Regions from separate parts of the Homo sapiens genome. Here regions 1 and 3 are each linked to region 2. Evidence: chromatin loops called from intact Hi-C (ENCODE). Cell type or tissue: gastrocnemius medialis. All regions are shown on one strand.

The links. A loop is a pair of places that touch in the nucleus more often than their neighbours do. Peaks named below come from ENCODE experiments on the same cell type or tissue, not always from the same donor. Only the 100,000 strongest peaks of a DNase experiment are listed, where the experiment ranks them.
Region 1: a loop joins it to region 2, with 3 times the contacts of the local background. A loop is called at or near these places in 3 of 110 quality-filtered maps.
Region 3: it touches region 2 in a loop (7-fold over the local background); 28 of 110 quality-filtered maps call a loop at or near these places.

What each region holds. Positions count from the first base shown.
Region 1 is chr21:16,278,005-16,283,004 of GRCh38, forward strand. The region is part of intron 4 of MIR99AHG (mir-99a-let-7c cluster host gene); the gene reads left to right. Among named protein-coding and RNA genes, the nearest start is that of SNORD74B, 4.3 kb to the right of the region's middle. In gastrocnemius medialis, a CTCF peak has its summit at 2,448; DNase peaks (open chromatin) are centred at 1,803 and 2,467; H3K4me3 peaks cover 3,900 bases; H3K27ac peaks cover 4,833 bases.
Region 2 is chr21:16,192,520-16,197,519 of GRCh38, forward strand. All of the region lies in intron 3 of MIR99AHG (mir-99a-let-7c cluster host gene), which reads left to right. Among named protein-coding and RNA genes, the nearest start is that of SNORD74B, 90 kb to the right of the region's middle. RefSeq lists an enhancer at 1,317-2,077. In gastrocnemius medialis, a CTCF peak has its summit at 2,017 (motif pointing right); DNase peaks (open chromatin) are centred at 582, 1,622, 1,992 and 4,842; H3K4me3 peaks cover 3,610 bases; H3K27ac peaks cover 4,244 bases.
Region 3 is chr21:16,327,866-16,332,865 of GRCh38, forward strand. The region is part of intron 4 of MIR99AHG (mir-99a-let-7c cluster host gene); the gene reads left to right. Among named protein-coding and RNA genes, the nearest start is that of SNORD74B, 46 kb to the left of the region's middle. In gastrocnemius medialis, a CTCF peak has its summit at 2,664 (motif pointing left); no DNase peak of the experiment used is centred here; H3K27ac peaks cover 900 bases.

The DNA.
Region 1 (5,000 bases), 85 kb after region 2:
TTGCCTCCTCCTCCACCTTGTTATGAATTGCAAGACCCCATGAAAATCAATGGAACACATCCCTTAGAAAAAGAATGGGGAGCCCTACTCTAGAACTTCACTAATATTTTGAAGAGCAAATTCTTCAAGGGAATGGTCAAACCAATAATTTCTGCTTCTCAGAAAATACTTGTCACAATAGAAATTGAGGTTTGATAATACAGATTCTGTCCTAAAATATTATGATTCCTTTGGTGATTAATGAAAGTAAACTATCACATTAACATTTTGATGTGATATAACTCATTAACATATAGTCTTATGAAAAAAATTATTGATTTTTACATAGCCATACTAAATATTAAACTCACTACTATAAAATTAGCTTATTGTTTAATTATTCCACAAAAGAGGAATATATATTTCAGATCATTTTCCATTTTCTAAAATAGCCCTTTTCACATATTTGCATAACTGCAAGTATGTCTTCAGCATCCATTGATTTACTGATTTTATATATTTAAAGGCAAATTTTTTAGGTATATTTGAAGAGCCATTGGACTTTCTATGCTTTCAGAAACAGTAGAATGCATATTAATTATAATAATAATTTATATCAATGCTGAATAATAATATTGAACTTTATATTACAATTATGGTTCCAATATGTATTTCATAAATTTCTAAATCTTAATACCTAAATAGAATGCTATGAGGCACTGGAATGTTTAATACACAACTAAATTTTCTTTCTTTTGAAAATTTGTCAAATTTCTGTGACTCAAATTTGATAGAAGAGAATTCTTTGACCTACTGGTTCCTATGATTCACATACGAAGGGTGATACCTATGGGTATAGAGCAAATGCGTGTTTTATTTATAATAGCAACTTTGTTTTAGATAAATTCAGTGAAATAATAAATGTATATGACTTTTTTATGTGAATGGTTAAGGAATGATTTTATGTTTCTTTTATTTTACCTCTTTAAAAAAGAAATCATGTGTTTGAGAGTTTGTGCATTTCTATCTTCTTAAATATTAACAACATTTCTGGATATATGGTTATAGAGGTTTGCATAATATTTAGTCAAATCAGATTTATTTATATGTACTTTAGAAGTATTCTTTTTAAACAGTATTCAACTTTCTCTGACATATGCAGCTGCAGCAAAAAACGTTTACTGAAAGATACCTTGGAATCATTTGTGTACAGAGTTTAAAAGTTAATGTTGTCTTATTTACCAAAATAAAATAAGAAAATAAAGATTTGATAGGGCCAGAATGTTAATTAGACTAGAAAATGCAACTTTTTATTCTGTAAATAGATCAGAGTGTGTTAAAGCAATCTGAAAATCTGAAGCATAAATGTAGAAAAAATTTTAAACTTCTTTACTCTTTGTTAACTCATCAAGTTGAAATGAAAGTTAAGTGCATTTAAAGGCATTTTCAGTAGAAAACAGCTTTTCTTTGGGAGCTGCTGGGCAAACATCCTTTTTTTAATGAAATAGATATTGTATATATGATAAAGGTAAATAAATACAGATAAAGCACTTAGATGAAAAAAATAGACTGCAAACACTGTTATACATTCACTTGTAGGTTCTTAAGTCATTTTTTTTGTTCTTTTGTTCTGTAATTGATTGCTAGCACCCCCTTTAACCCACCTTAAAGGGCAAGCAGGAAATTCATGTTTTCGTTCATCAGCCCATCCCTCTGAAAAGCGTTCGATATTAAAACAGTTTTCAAGGAGCAAAAGCAGAGGAAAGAAGAGGCCCAGCTAGACTGTAGCAAGGTTAGAAGATACACGCAAGATTGCCTGCCACACACATCGGGTCTTGTTCCTGTCCAGTATTTGCATGGAGATATCAAGTTAATTAGGGTAGGACTCTGTTCTTCGCTTTCTATGTGACCTTTTATTATATCTGTGGCTCTCTAGTTCATATGGTGTCATAAAGCTATGGGAAAGTCTTTCTAGTGTTTGACACAAACTGCAAAAGAAATAAGCATTGATATTTCCCTTTGCCTGAAGGTTTTTACAGCAGCAAAATACTGCAGAGGCAAAGTTGATATTGTGGTAGATTTGCTGTGGGTGTAAGAATGTTTCTTTTGTCTTTCGGCTCCCCGCTTCCCCCGATGATGATCAGGTGCGACCTAGAGAGTTGTGGAGAGGAATGGGGTATTGGTTGGGGAGGGGGTGCGGGTTAGTTCAGGAGGAGGTTACATGGCGGAATTCCCACGAATGCTGGCGAAGGATGAAAAAGATGAAGAAATCTTGTTTTTCTGAACGAGAGGATTCTCTGCATGACTTCCCCACTGTTGGGGTGATGAGCTTTCAGGCTGAGATTTTATTAACAATTCATATGGAGATTGAGGGCAGTGGAGGAGCAGATTCTCACATAAACTTGATCTGTCCATGAATGCAGTTCTCTGTTTGCCCTGACCCTGCATGGCTTAAGACACTGCCTGTGAGGCCAGTGTGCCAGACACAAAGAAAGAAATGAAAAGCAAGCACATTCCAGGAGTCTGCACAAAGGAGCCCGGCCGTTTCTAGTCGTCTCCCCAGAGAGGATCTTATCTCTGCACAGCCAAAAACCTCTAAAATGTTTATTTGTGTACTTAAAGTTTTAAAATCCATGTGGCTGTTCATTAAGCAACAGTCAATAGAGAGGTTTTGTGAGGTTTTAAAATGTTGTTTTCTGAACTTGTTGAAACTGGAAAAATATTTGCAAGGGTACATTTTCTGAAGTTTAGCTTTAGAAGTCACTGGCCTTGAGTTGTTTTTACTTTGTCAATTGGTAGGTAGCCTGCAAAATGAGTCCTTTCCAGCTTTGGGAGAGGCCAGAACAACATCTTAAATCTTGATTTGACTTCGTAATACATCCTGACACTGCAAGCTCTGAAACTTGTGGCAGAGAGTTAATGCATGAGACAAAACTGACCTGGGATCACAAGTGGACATCCTCACGCTCATGATCACAGACCACAGTGTTACATTAGAAAAACTATGGGAGAAGCAAGTGCAGAGAAAAGTTTGAGTGAGAAGAAAGAGTGAGAGAAACTAGGAACTTTTATTATAATGTTTTTACAATTATTGGCAGTTCACTATCTCTAGAAGCATTATAACAGGATAATGACAAGCTCTCACAAGACATTTCTCTGTAACTTAATATAATAGGTTTTATTGTTTGACAAATGCATTGTCTGAAAGTATGACATCTTTAGGTTCAGGGGATAAAAACTCGATATACATAATTCTGCTGCTCAAATACATGTTTCCACAGATACTTAAAATTCAGAAAATCCAGATACACAGGCTTTTTAATTTTGCATATGTGTTTAGCTGTTCAAATTACTTCAAACTTTTATGGTTCATTAATTAAATAACCAGTAGAGGAATGCAGACAAATGCCATTAATTATGATAGGTTTTGTTCCTTTCATTTTATAGTGGTTTTATTTCCATGAAATTAACTGTTGTACTTAGGCTAATTGTCAGTAATTGGTGACAAAATCACTTCATTGTTTTTCTATAGCATGATACTAATGAGGATATTTGCAATATTGGCCCAACCATGTGTGTATTTTACCTTCTGTGTTTAGTCAGTGGTAGATAATATCAAATGCAACTTTTTAAGAGAACCATGAGATAAAACATTTCTATTAATAATTAAACAAGTCTTTTAAACAGCCTGTCATAAATTAATTTTAAAACATCGAGATTGAAGGAAGCTTTTATTTTAGGTTTAGTTGGTTTCATGAAATATCAACTAATTTTCCTGATTTGAATTGAATTGTTTTGGAATCATCTATGCAATATCGCAATTACAAATCTCAACTGCTTAGCCACATGTATTTTTATTATTCTATTTGTGTAGGCAATGCTAAAATTAGCATTGCTAAACATGCTTTTGTGAGGTATCACAGAGCTGAGTGGGATTGCCTTTCTTTTCACACCTGATGGTTAAATTCTCATAATATATAGCAATATTACTTATTCTTGTTTTCTAACAGTATTTTCCTGTTTCATTTTGCCACATGAAAATGTTTTTCAAAACATTGTATTTCAAATGAATATATATGAAACAGTTGAGATCATGAAAGCTTGGTTTTATGTATTTTTTTCAACATTAAAAAAATATACTTCCATGTAAGTAATGGGTTATAAAGAGAAAAAGCAGTGGGAGAGTATTCCATTTTGTGAAGTGAGATTTAATGCCAATGGCAGAAAATATTGCAACACTACTTATCCCATTAAAACAATCACAGCCAATACTGCTTTGCTCACTTCGTTCCTTAAAAGAATTCTTCTCAATAGATTCCCCTATGATTTTTATGAATTCGTAAGTTACAAAAGTTTTCTAGTACTTTGAAGTACAGTCTTTTTGCTTCTTTTTCTTATTCTAAGATGCTTTTACCAATCAAGTGCCATTTTACAGTTTATAGCCCACTCTGTTTGTTTTAAATGCAACCATAATGTATACCTTAGAGCTGAGTGTCTCCCAATCATCCTGAAAAAAGTTTTTACAAAGCAATTAGAAAAATAATTGCCTATTAAAAGGTGAAGATTGGTTTGAGTAGGGAGAGCAGAAACTGAACTCTGAAATTGAAAGCATTCATTGTTAGAGGAAACATATGCACCAAATCCAAAATTAAAGAAAACTCACAAAATACGTATCTTGGCAAGGGGAATTGTTTGAATTTTCTAAAGCTGTCAGTCCATTTTCTCTACTTTTTTTCCGGTAAAGAAAAACTTCAAATGGAAAGCTTCACCTTTTGTACAAAGTTGAAATGTTTTATTATTGCAGAATTGTTCTACACTGTACAAAACCAGAACAATTCAATAGCTTCCGGGGGGCCAGGGGATGGGGAAACAAATGAGAATCTTTCCATCATTCTAGAATACCCATAGCAGAGCAAAAATAAGTATAAAAATCTATGGTCATTTCCTTGAAAAAAAGAATCTTTTGATTACAGCAGTTATTTGAATACCCATTCAGGCTCTTTTGTGACATGTAATAAGTG
Region 2 (5,000 bases):
AAAAGCTTGCTCTTTTTATAACAGAGTAAGATGAAACATGCAATGATAGGGTGGTGCTGAGTTGTAGAAATTTCTAAAAACTAGGTATTCCTCAAACAGTAATTAGAATTTTTGATTTTCTACATATCTATTGGCTAAAGAGCCAAAAATGGTTTTCAATAATGCCTGTTTTCAATATATAAAACGTCCATAACAGAATCACTAAAAGACATCAAATTATTATTATTTAAAATTTATTGAGAGGCAATGTCAATCTGTTTTTTCAAACCTATCAGTGACTCTCTATTGTATATTGGAGAAAGTAGAAACTCTTAATTTCTGCCCTAACCCCCACCCATAACTGATTTTAACACTCCTATTACCACATTATTTGTTACTGCAGTTTTTAAAATTGACTCTATCCATCAGACAGTATTATTTGGCCGCTGTTTTTTTACACCTGTCTTATTTATTCTTGATTTTTTTTTTTTGGTTTGTCTGTTTTATTTATGTCACTGTCCACTTTGCAGACAATTTAGTTGGCCAGGTATCCATGAGGAATATTGCCATTCCTGCACTGTGCTGAGTCAGACATGCCTTGTGGCATCATCAAGTAACAAGGTTGAGAAAACGTGGGTGTGGCAAATCCATTTCTGAGTAACAGCCTTTTTGGAGGGAAGAGATTGGCTAATCCAATCAGTATCAAAGCCTGTGCTTCTTAATTGGGTTGTATTATTCAAAAGCATGGATTTAATTTGAAATAAAATTGCCTGATGTTTCTGTATCATTGATTTATTGATGGTGGCGGCTACTATTTTTTAGTGTTTTCAAGGAATATGAAAACTTACAGTATGAAATTTACACAAATCTGTAGTTTTAAAATATTACCTTTTCCTTTAGTGTTTCTCCTATTTTCCGTTAGTTTGAGTTCTCATTTTAAAAAAATGTTAAAGAGAAAAAACATTTGTCTGACATAGAGCTCAAAAGGAAATTCTCATTAAAACAACTATGAGAATGAGAGAAATCATGATACTAAGATAGTATGTAATCTTTAGAGTTTAAAATAGTTGTTCCTAGCCCCTAAAGTGATATTATTTTGACTTCCTTAAGCATAGAGAACTTTGTTTACAGTAGTTCTACTCTGCAGTTAGGTGTAATAAACCAGCATTCTTTACAAAACTCAAATGAGACCTTGGAACCTGAGCTATATGAGTAACACATATATGATCCTGTGATCTATATGATATATTATTTGTCATTTCTCTATTCCCAGCTTGAAATTTAATATAAAAAAAAGTTTCACTGCTTCATTCTAAATCCTGTTTGATCCAACATGGAAAACATTGTTTTAGATTTCTTAATGTAAAAAAAAAAAAAATATATTTGACTGGATTAGATAGTAGTTACTGCAAAAAGTTACTGCAAAAAAAAAAAAAAAAACTCGGAGTTTACCTTTAGTCACATCTTCAGTACATTTTCTATTAAAGTATTTCTAGATTTTAGTGTCTGCTTGGTTTTGGTTATCTAAGCTGTAATAAGTAGCCTTGGGACCCCTGAAGGCACGCCCCACACACTTATGCTGTGTGACCTAAGGTCACAAGTAATGGCTGCAAGCTAATTGATTGAGAAAGGGTTGTCTGGCGGGGCCTCTTTGCGTCCTCCCTTTACATTCCTAAGTTCTGTGAAAGAGGCACTAGTAGCTCAGGCTAGCAAGGAAGGAAAAAAGAGGAAGTTTCTCTCTGCGTTCTGATTACACTCTGAATTCCCTTGTAGTGAGCTTACTTCTCTCCACCCACTTCTTACCAAGAACTCCTTAACTTGAGGGTGAACAACTTAAAGCTTGATCCTACAGTTACCTGAAAAGTGATTTGAGTATTCATTGAACTGAAAGAACAAATCGCCTACTTCAGGCGGTGGCAAGCGTATGGAAATTATATTAGAACTTCAGCAAAGTGCACAGCTGCATAATAGAGAAGCCGGCACTCAGATTGACAGGCAAATAAGCCAGCTTGTGGAAGGGGCCTCTGGGTGGCAGCTCTGGGCTTTTGGGTGTTGGACAACCATAGGCAAAACTGAAATGGAACAGGGGCAGAAAATAGCACACTTTTACTCTACGCAACTGTTGCTTTTTCATGGTGAGTGCAGATTTAAGATATTATATTTAAAATATACTTTCTATGTTGTAAAACAAGTTAAGAAATCTGTTGTGCTTTGAGGGAAATTATAGCAAAAGCATTTCTTAGAAGTTCTTAGACGATGTGGTTTTGTTTCTGCTTGATTTCACACTAACCTTGGTGATGCAAACAGAAAAATACAATATTTGTATTGTCTCGTGTGTCCTTTTTCTGAAAATTGTCCTTTGGTTTAAATCATGCTTCTCTTCAACTTGAATCAGCATTGTTTTAGGCAAATCATGTGTGGGATAGATGATGAAGGAACAACGGTGTGACAGAATATATGTAAACATTTCATTTAGTTCGACTTTGTGTCACTTCTCCACGGCTTCATGTTTTGCCGCCTTATCTTAGGAATATATAGCGCAGTCTGCATGAAAAGAGCTTTGTGTGAGAATTCCTGGCCAGTTGAAGGGTCAGGGCCTGTGCGTTATCTGACTGCCAGCAAGATCACTGGTGTGTCCTCTTATTTTTAACTTAAAATAGGAAAAAAAAAAGTGCATCTTTACATATTAAAAAGTAAGTGTGTTTGATTTCAACAGTTCCCTTCTTGTAGTATGTGGATGTTATTCCTGGCAAAGAATTGTTTAAATTTCTTTTAGGAAGCGGCATGCAAACTTCTTTTGTTTCTTTTTGTCTTGTTTGCTCATATTTCATTGAAACTTTACACACTTTAAAAAAATTTGAAATGGTACCAAGTAGTTTTTATTTTGGTGCAAATATTTTGAAAGTTGCTAGGCTTATGTTTTCTGGAGAACAATGTCTCAGAGTGTAAATTTTGTTTAACTCCCCGTGTAGTCATACTTATAACTCTACTTTAAATGTGCTTCTTATTTTAAAAATATCAGAGCCTATAGAGACTATTCCTAGAAATGTTAATAGAAATGTTTTTCTTTGGCAAAAATTGCAGATTCAGTTTTACAATTTATTAAGTGCCAAGATATCATTGCTGTTGTTGACTTTGCTAAAAAAGCAATTTTATTAACAAGGTGACTGCATTAGATGTTACCAACTGAGACGAAGTGAAACATGTGCTTTCACCCTGTTGATCTGATGAAATATAGAGGTCTGTGTGGTTACTTCGTGCGTCACATTCATTTAAACTTTTTAAAGAGCAGCTGCGTAATACAAATTTTGTATACTCACTTAAAAAATAAAATTTACTAGAGTAGGCTCTTGTTTTTGGAGACTTATACATTCTGTTTGCTAAAGTAAACTAAGAAACTGAAAAAATATATTGGAGTTAGAAGCTCCAAAACTCTTCAAAGGGAAGAAAGCTTTTAAGAAAAAAATGAATGTGCTTTCAGTTATAAGGCAATTTTGAAGCATTACTTAGCTCTCTTTTGCAAAGATTTAAGGAAAAATCAACTGTTGTGGAACTAAGTAATAGGCTTGCCTTTATACAAAAATTATGTATAAAAAGAATAATTATTTTCCGAACTGTTTCTATGATTTGATACAAGCTTCCTTCAACAATTGCAAAATGTGACTGACAAATCCTTTTCTAAGAGAACAAGTTCATTATGCTCTCGTCACCTGTTACATTCATTCTCCCTTGCCCACATACACAGTTCCTAGCTGTTTATTAGTGCTGCAGGAAAGTGAAAATATTTTTTTTGAAAGAAAATGTCAAAGATTTTATTTGCATGAATCTTTTGAGCTTTAAAAAATTGTGGTCTTATCATAATTGCCCAAAGTGTTTTGTTAATAAGGTCTTTTGTTATTATCTTAATATGAATAGTCAGGAAAGGACATATAAATCATTTTGGATTTTCTTTCACTATATCTCAAGTAAAGTTAAGGTGTGGCTGAGGGTTTTTAAAAGGCCAAGAGATTAGACCTTTGAAAGTTTATCCTTTTTGTATAAAGATGTTTTAAAAAATGTTTACCACTTACCTATTCCCTCCAAATGAATGTAAAGACCAAAAATTAAAGGGAACTTTATTATTTTACTTGGTTATAAAGTCTAACCACAAGGCAGGAAGTTACTAGGCTTTGGAGAGACGCTACAAAAGAATGAGCTTCCCTCTAATGAAAGTACATAAATCGTGAAAAACTAAAGACCTACTTCTTAGTTCTCCTAACATTTAATCTTAAACTAGTAACGCCTGTCTTTTCTTTGTATATTTACTTATTGATTTGCTGCTGAGACAGAGGCATCTTTTAAAAACTGAAGTCAACCACATAATTTTAATACCATGATTTTAAGAAGGTGTATATTTTCTTATGTAAAGCTAGTCTTCCATAGATGTTTAGATTACGTATTTGATTACTAGGAAACAGTGGCTATATGGTCACAGATTAATATATGCTGATCTCTCTTATCTATATATAAAACATATATTCACATACAAACATAAACACATATCTTGTGCTTAGGCCTCTAACATCTTAAGGCAATGTCTTTTCCTCCTAGTTATGCACTTAGTTTTGAAGACATGTGTAGATGAAATAAAACGAAAGAGTCTTCTGACAAGTGTTCTGAATAAAACAAGAAAAAAAAATGCTTCACCAATGGTGTGAAGCGTAACACCAAGCGCTTGTTACAGAATATATCACTAGTGGGTTTGTTGCTTTTCTTATGTATTTATTACCATATTGATGATTACTTCTCCTTTGCCTATAGACCAGGTTGGTGGTGTGTGTGTGTGTGTGTGTGTGTGTGTGTGTGCACTTATGAGCTCACATAGGGATGAGAGAGTAGCCTGGACATGTGCCAGGGTTATGACACTCTTTGATTTACTTCTTCAGTTCTCTTGGTCACTAAATTTCAGGCTCTTCTGTACCCTTGTAGCAGTTGACAGCTGATACAGTGAAATCGTGCCTTCTCTTTAAGAGTACATATTA
Region 3 (5,000 bases), 140 kb after region 2:
TAGGCAATGATACAATCATTAAGTGTTAGCTTGGAAGTAGATGGTATCAGAAAATTAGAAAATAGTTCTTGTGTAAGTTATTCTTCTACTAATTGGTTCTTAGTTTCCTGAGGACTGCTTTCTTAAAAACAGATTTACATGGTATGCAGATCAGTTTTGTGTAGTGTTTTTGTTTTGTGGTTACTATTATTTTGTTTGTTTTATGTGTGTATTTTTTAAAGTCTGACAGAGTGATAAATGGTGCTAGTTTTAACTTGAGCTTCAAATACTGATTGATATTTTTTAAACATACACCTTTGATACAATAACAAAACAAATAAAAACAGAGCGTTAAGTCAAATGGAGAAACTAGCACAGATAAAATGTTCTAGTTTTCTGATCTATGCCTGGCAAATAAATGTATGTACTTAGGGAAATTTGGTGTGTTTTCCTATGTGATACATAAACTGGATAATTTTAATATATTCCCCATTTTGGACATTATATTAGAGTGAGAAAAACAGAAAATATATTTAAAATCATAAAAAGTATTAGTAAAGTTCTGAAATTAAAATAACTCCATGAGTATTTTTTTAAGAAAATATTTTCAATTTAGTGATAAATGAGTTTGTATATATACGGCCAAATCCAAAATAGTCTAAAGCTAAGATTGAGGCCTGTCTCAGCTAAATTACATAAAATCAAATGATAAAAGTTGACACTTAACTCATCTTGGACTTTGGATGTAAAACATATGTTGCTGATGTTAGTTTGACATGTGTCAAACACCTTCAAAATGTATGTATGAATATTTATATTCTTCATACATACCTGTTTATGGGATAATATTGAAATTAAATAACATTCTTAGAAAATTAATGTGACAATATCCAAACAGAATTGAGATCTCAGACACAAAACATCTGAGTTTAGGCCTATTTGCCATTGACCTATTACTAAAGTGCTTCTGAAAAATGTCCTCACAGAAGGTTGTTTGGCCTTTCATCCTGCTCCAAAGTGGGTGAGCATAGCTCAGCTGATGTCTACAAACTGTCAGATTCTATGAGCAGAGATCGTGTTTTTCCTTCTAACAGTATAAGTTGCCGTTGTTTAATCTTTTGATGTGGCTCTGGAAGAGAATATGGTCATTGGTACTCACTCTAGGGAAGAAAAAGAGCAGTTGGGGGTGGAGGGAGGAGGATGCAGATTGAAAGACGTAAAATAGTGGCAAAAGACAGTGTTCCTTCTCCAGAGGTGAAGACCTGAGTCCCAGCTGGGAGACATGTATCAGTTTCTGTGCCTGGGAACTTCACATCTTTGGCACCTATCTTGTGCTCAGTGTAAGTCCAGCATTAAGATATATGTATTTTTCCTACTGCATAGCATCTAAATGGAAACCAGTCATATCATTAACTGGTTAATTAACAGATAACAAAGAAGCCAAATTAAAAAACAAAAATAAAAATTCTGCCTTTATTAGACTAATTGAGAGGCCCCAGGTTTTCACCATGCATGGTTGCTTTAGAACCTAACTCCCCAGGAAGATGTGGCTCCATTCTGCTAGGAAGCAGTCTAGAGCAGCACTATGCAAAGTGGGGTCCATGGGCCAGGCCCTTCTGAGAACAGTTTGATACCCATTAGAAAACATGGAAGTACAAAAATAGAGAGTAAGCCTTTAGAAAATTTCATAGAAAATCAACCCAACATTTGTCTGTTGATTCAAGTAATAAAATATGAATGTTTTAATGTCAGTTTTTACATTTAGTTTCTCTAGTTATCCACTTTTACTGTAAATTGGAAAACATTACTTCATGATTTAGGAAAAAAATAGTCTGGCTTAGACCACAGTTAGTTTGAGAAGCACTGGGGTAGCACTTTTAGAGTTTCAACACAGATCAATATAAGACAAGTGTGATCAATGGCAAAAGTATTTTCAATCCCTTGAAACATCAAGGCAACAATGAGGTTGCATAATTATATCCCTAAAGAAATTTACATCTTTATTAATAAGCTTTGTCCTCTCTCTTTTCTTAAGTATTCATGTAAAAACATTCTGAATGCAAAAAATCATATTTAAACACTAAATAGAATGTCAGTAGAATTGCATTTGTATGTGTTAAAATCCTATTGTCATTTTACTATAAACTTCTTCTCTCCTTGCTGTTATTGCCTAACTTCTACAGGGCATTTGTATGTGGCCTTCTTAAAACATTTACTGGAAAGAAACTTAATAAAAATAAATTTATCAATCCAAGATGTGATTTCTCATGAGAATCTTGAATATCTGCATTTAGAAATTATATATATGGTCATTTATAGAAAAAAGGAAAGATCTCCTTAAAAACTGGAATAAGAAAATGATTTATATAGTCATGCTAACAAAATATCTTATTTTAGCAACCACCTGTCTATCACTCTTACCAGTGAAAATTATTCATAAAATAGCTGCTCCTTATAACTAGGGGTAAGAGATATGCAAACAAGACTGCTTTTAATCTTGAAAAGCATGCAAAACAAAATTTAAACATAGACATCAAAAGAGAAAAACTGTTCTCCAATTTGTCACCAAGTCATTGCTCCCTATATTAAGTCCAGCAATTCACGAAACCCTCACTCATTGTTTGCAGTGCCCTGTAGCAAGCTGGAAGTGTCTTTATATGTATTATTAAATTGCCGTTACTGCCATCTAGTGGGAAGAAATACTCCCTGTCACTATGTCAGGGATTGTACATAAAGCCCTAAAGTTCTAAGTGTAAAGGGAAAGCCACAGTTTGTGTGAATCGCAGAGAGCAAAATGGCAAACTGAAGACACAATCTCATGACAATAGAGACATAATAGACATCTATTCACCGAATAAGTTAAAGAGGTATGTAGGACGAAAAGAAAGGGTGTGGGGAATGCATGCATTCACGAGAATTCATTTTGTGTACACCCAAAATTACATCTAAAGTATTATTTCTTATTGAACACAGGTTACCTGAACCAGGACATTTTATTACATGTAGACTTATTTTGTCTTTACCTTTTGAATGTAGATGGATTGTTTTGCATGTGCTTATTAAGTCTTAAAAATGAAGACAGCTTAGATCTGTTCTTAAAAGGTAAGGTTCATACGAAACACTGTAACGAGGGAATCTTGTTACAATGCAGATTCAGACTCCCCGGGGGTCTGCATTTCTAGCAGCTCTTAGGTGATACCATGCTCCTGTTTATAGTCAGATCATACTTTAGGCAGTTACAGGCTTCGAGTGGGTTACCAAAGGGAAGGAGTCCAGAAATGAAGCAAACTCCCCCACAGAGTATATTTCACCGCTTGTTATCTTGTTGTTATAATGTAATAGACTAGTTCATTCAATGGCCTATACAGTCAAATTGCCAAATTCATTTCTTGAGTTTGTTACTTAACTATGTAGGTAAACTTGGACAAGATATTTCACATCTCTATGACTTAGTTTCATCATCTGTAAAATAAAATAAATCATAACTAAATATATCTAAATAGACATACATAAATAACTATCTCATGGTTCTTATGGGAAATAAATGAGCTAAAATCTCAGGATGAGCCATATGAAATTGTCCTCTTTATAGATGAAAAATAAACATCCACAATTTTATATAGTTAAAACTAAGTATGTAAATTATTTAGTATAATATGTAGCACCTAGTGAACAATAAATGTTAGTATCAGCAACAATTGTCACTGGGTAAATTCATAGACACATGAATGTACTAACACCCTAAAAAGTTTCTTTCAATGAAGAAAATTTTGACATCAAATACACATTATGCAGTAGCACATATAAACCACGAGGACATAAAAAAAAAACAAAGACTCTGGATAAAATTAATAATATGATAAACCTGTTCTGGGGAAAATAGGCCATGAAAGTATCTATTGTTTTCTAAATTATTAGAGCAAGCATACTTCATGTTTTTGAATTCTTTGTCGTTCTTACGCTGTAAACATTTTTACATGATTTCAAGCTATGTTACATTCCTTAGTTGTATGGTGAATCATAAAATGTGTGATAAATTATTTATATTTATAAAGTTTTGCCTCAAATAATAGCATTTAGCACTGTGCTTTGATGAAGGGACATTCATTTGTATGAAAAGCAGTTCTGCTTCTTTTGAGTACATTTAGTCACTTTGCTTAAATGAATAGATATTTCCTAATTTTGACCCTCAGGTTTTAAACTTTGCTTGAAGTGTACTGATTTTTGCTCTTGTGAAGTATTGTTGGTGAACTACAGAGAAGCATGTAACATACTATAAAACTATAAACTTTAAAATTATGAGTTAGAATCTGGTTGGTATTAACTTAAATTGATGTTAATGGTTACATATACAGGCTATCAACTGAGATATATTGTAATTCTTTCTAAGGAGTCCTTCTTTTTCTAAAATTTGAAATCTTTTCAACCTTTTGATGTATATAAAATATTTGTTATAAACCTGTTTTATAATGAAAGTAATTTTTATTACCACGTAGTTTAGAGACTAAACTTGTAAGTTTCAAGGTTAGTGGAAGAAAGAATTTAAGCCACTATAATCTATTCCACATGGGCAACAAAGTACATTTAAGGAATAAAACTATTAGACTATATTTATTGAATGATGAAACTCAAGCTGGTGTTATATAAAGTGATGAAGGAATTACTGAATTCTCTTTTTTTCGTTTTTTGAGATGGAGTCTCGCTCTGTGGCCCAGGCTGGAGTGCAGTGGCACTATCTTGGCTCACTGCAACCCCTGCCTCCTGGGTTCAAGTGATTCTCCTGCCTCAGCCTCCCGTGTAGCTGGTATTACAGGTGCCCACCACCATGCCTGGCTAATTTTTGTTAAATTCTCTTTTCCAAAGATGCGATACTATTATTCTGTTGCAGCAACAAAAACTGGGTATACACACAAAATAATTGAAAACATGATATTTATACATCTAGGCTCATGTCAGCATTATTCACAACAGGCAAAAGATGGAAGCAATCCAGATGTTCATTGGAAAAATAAAATATGGTG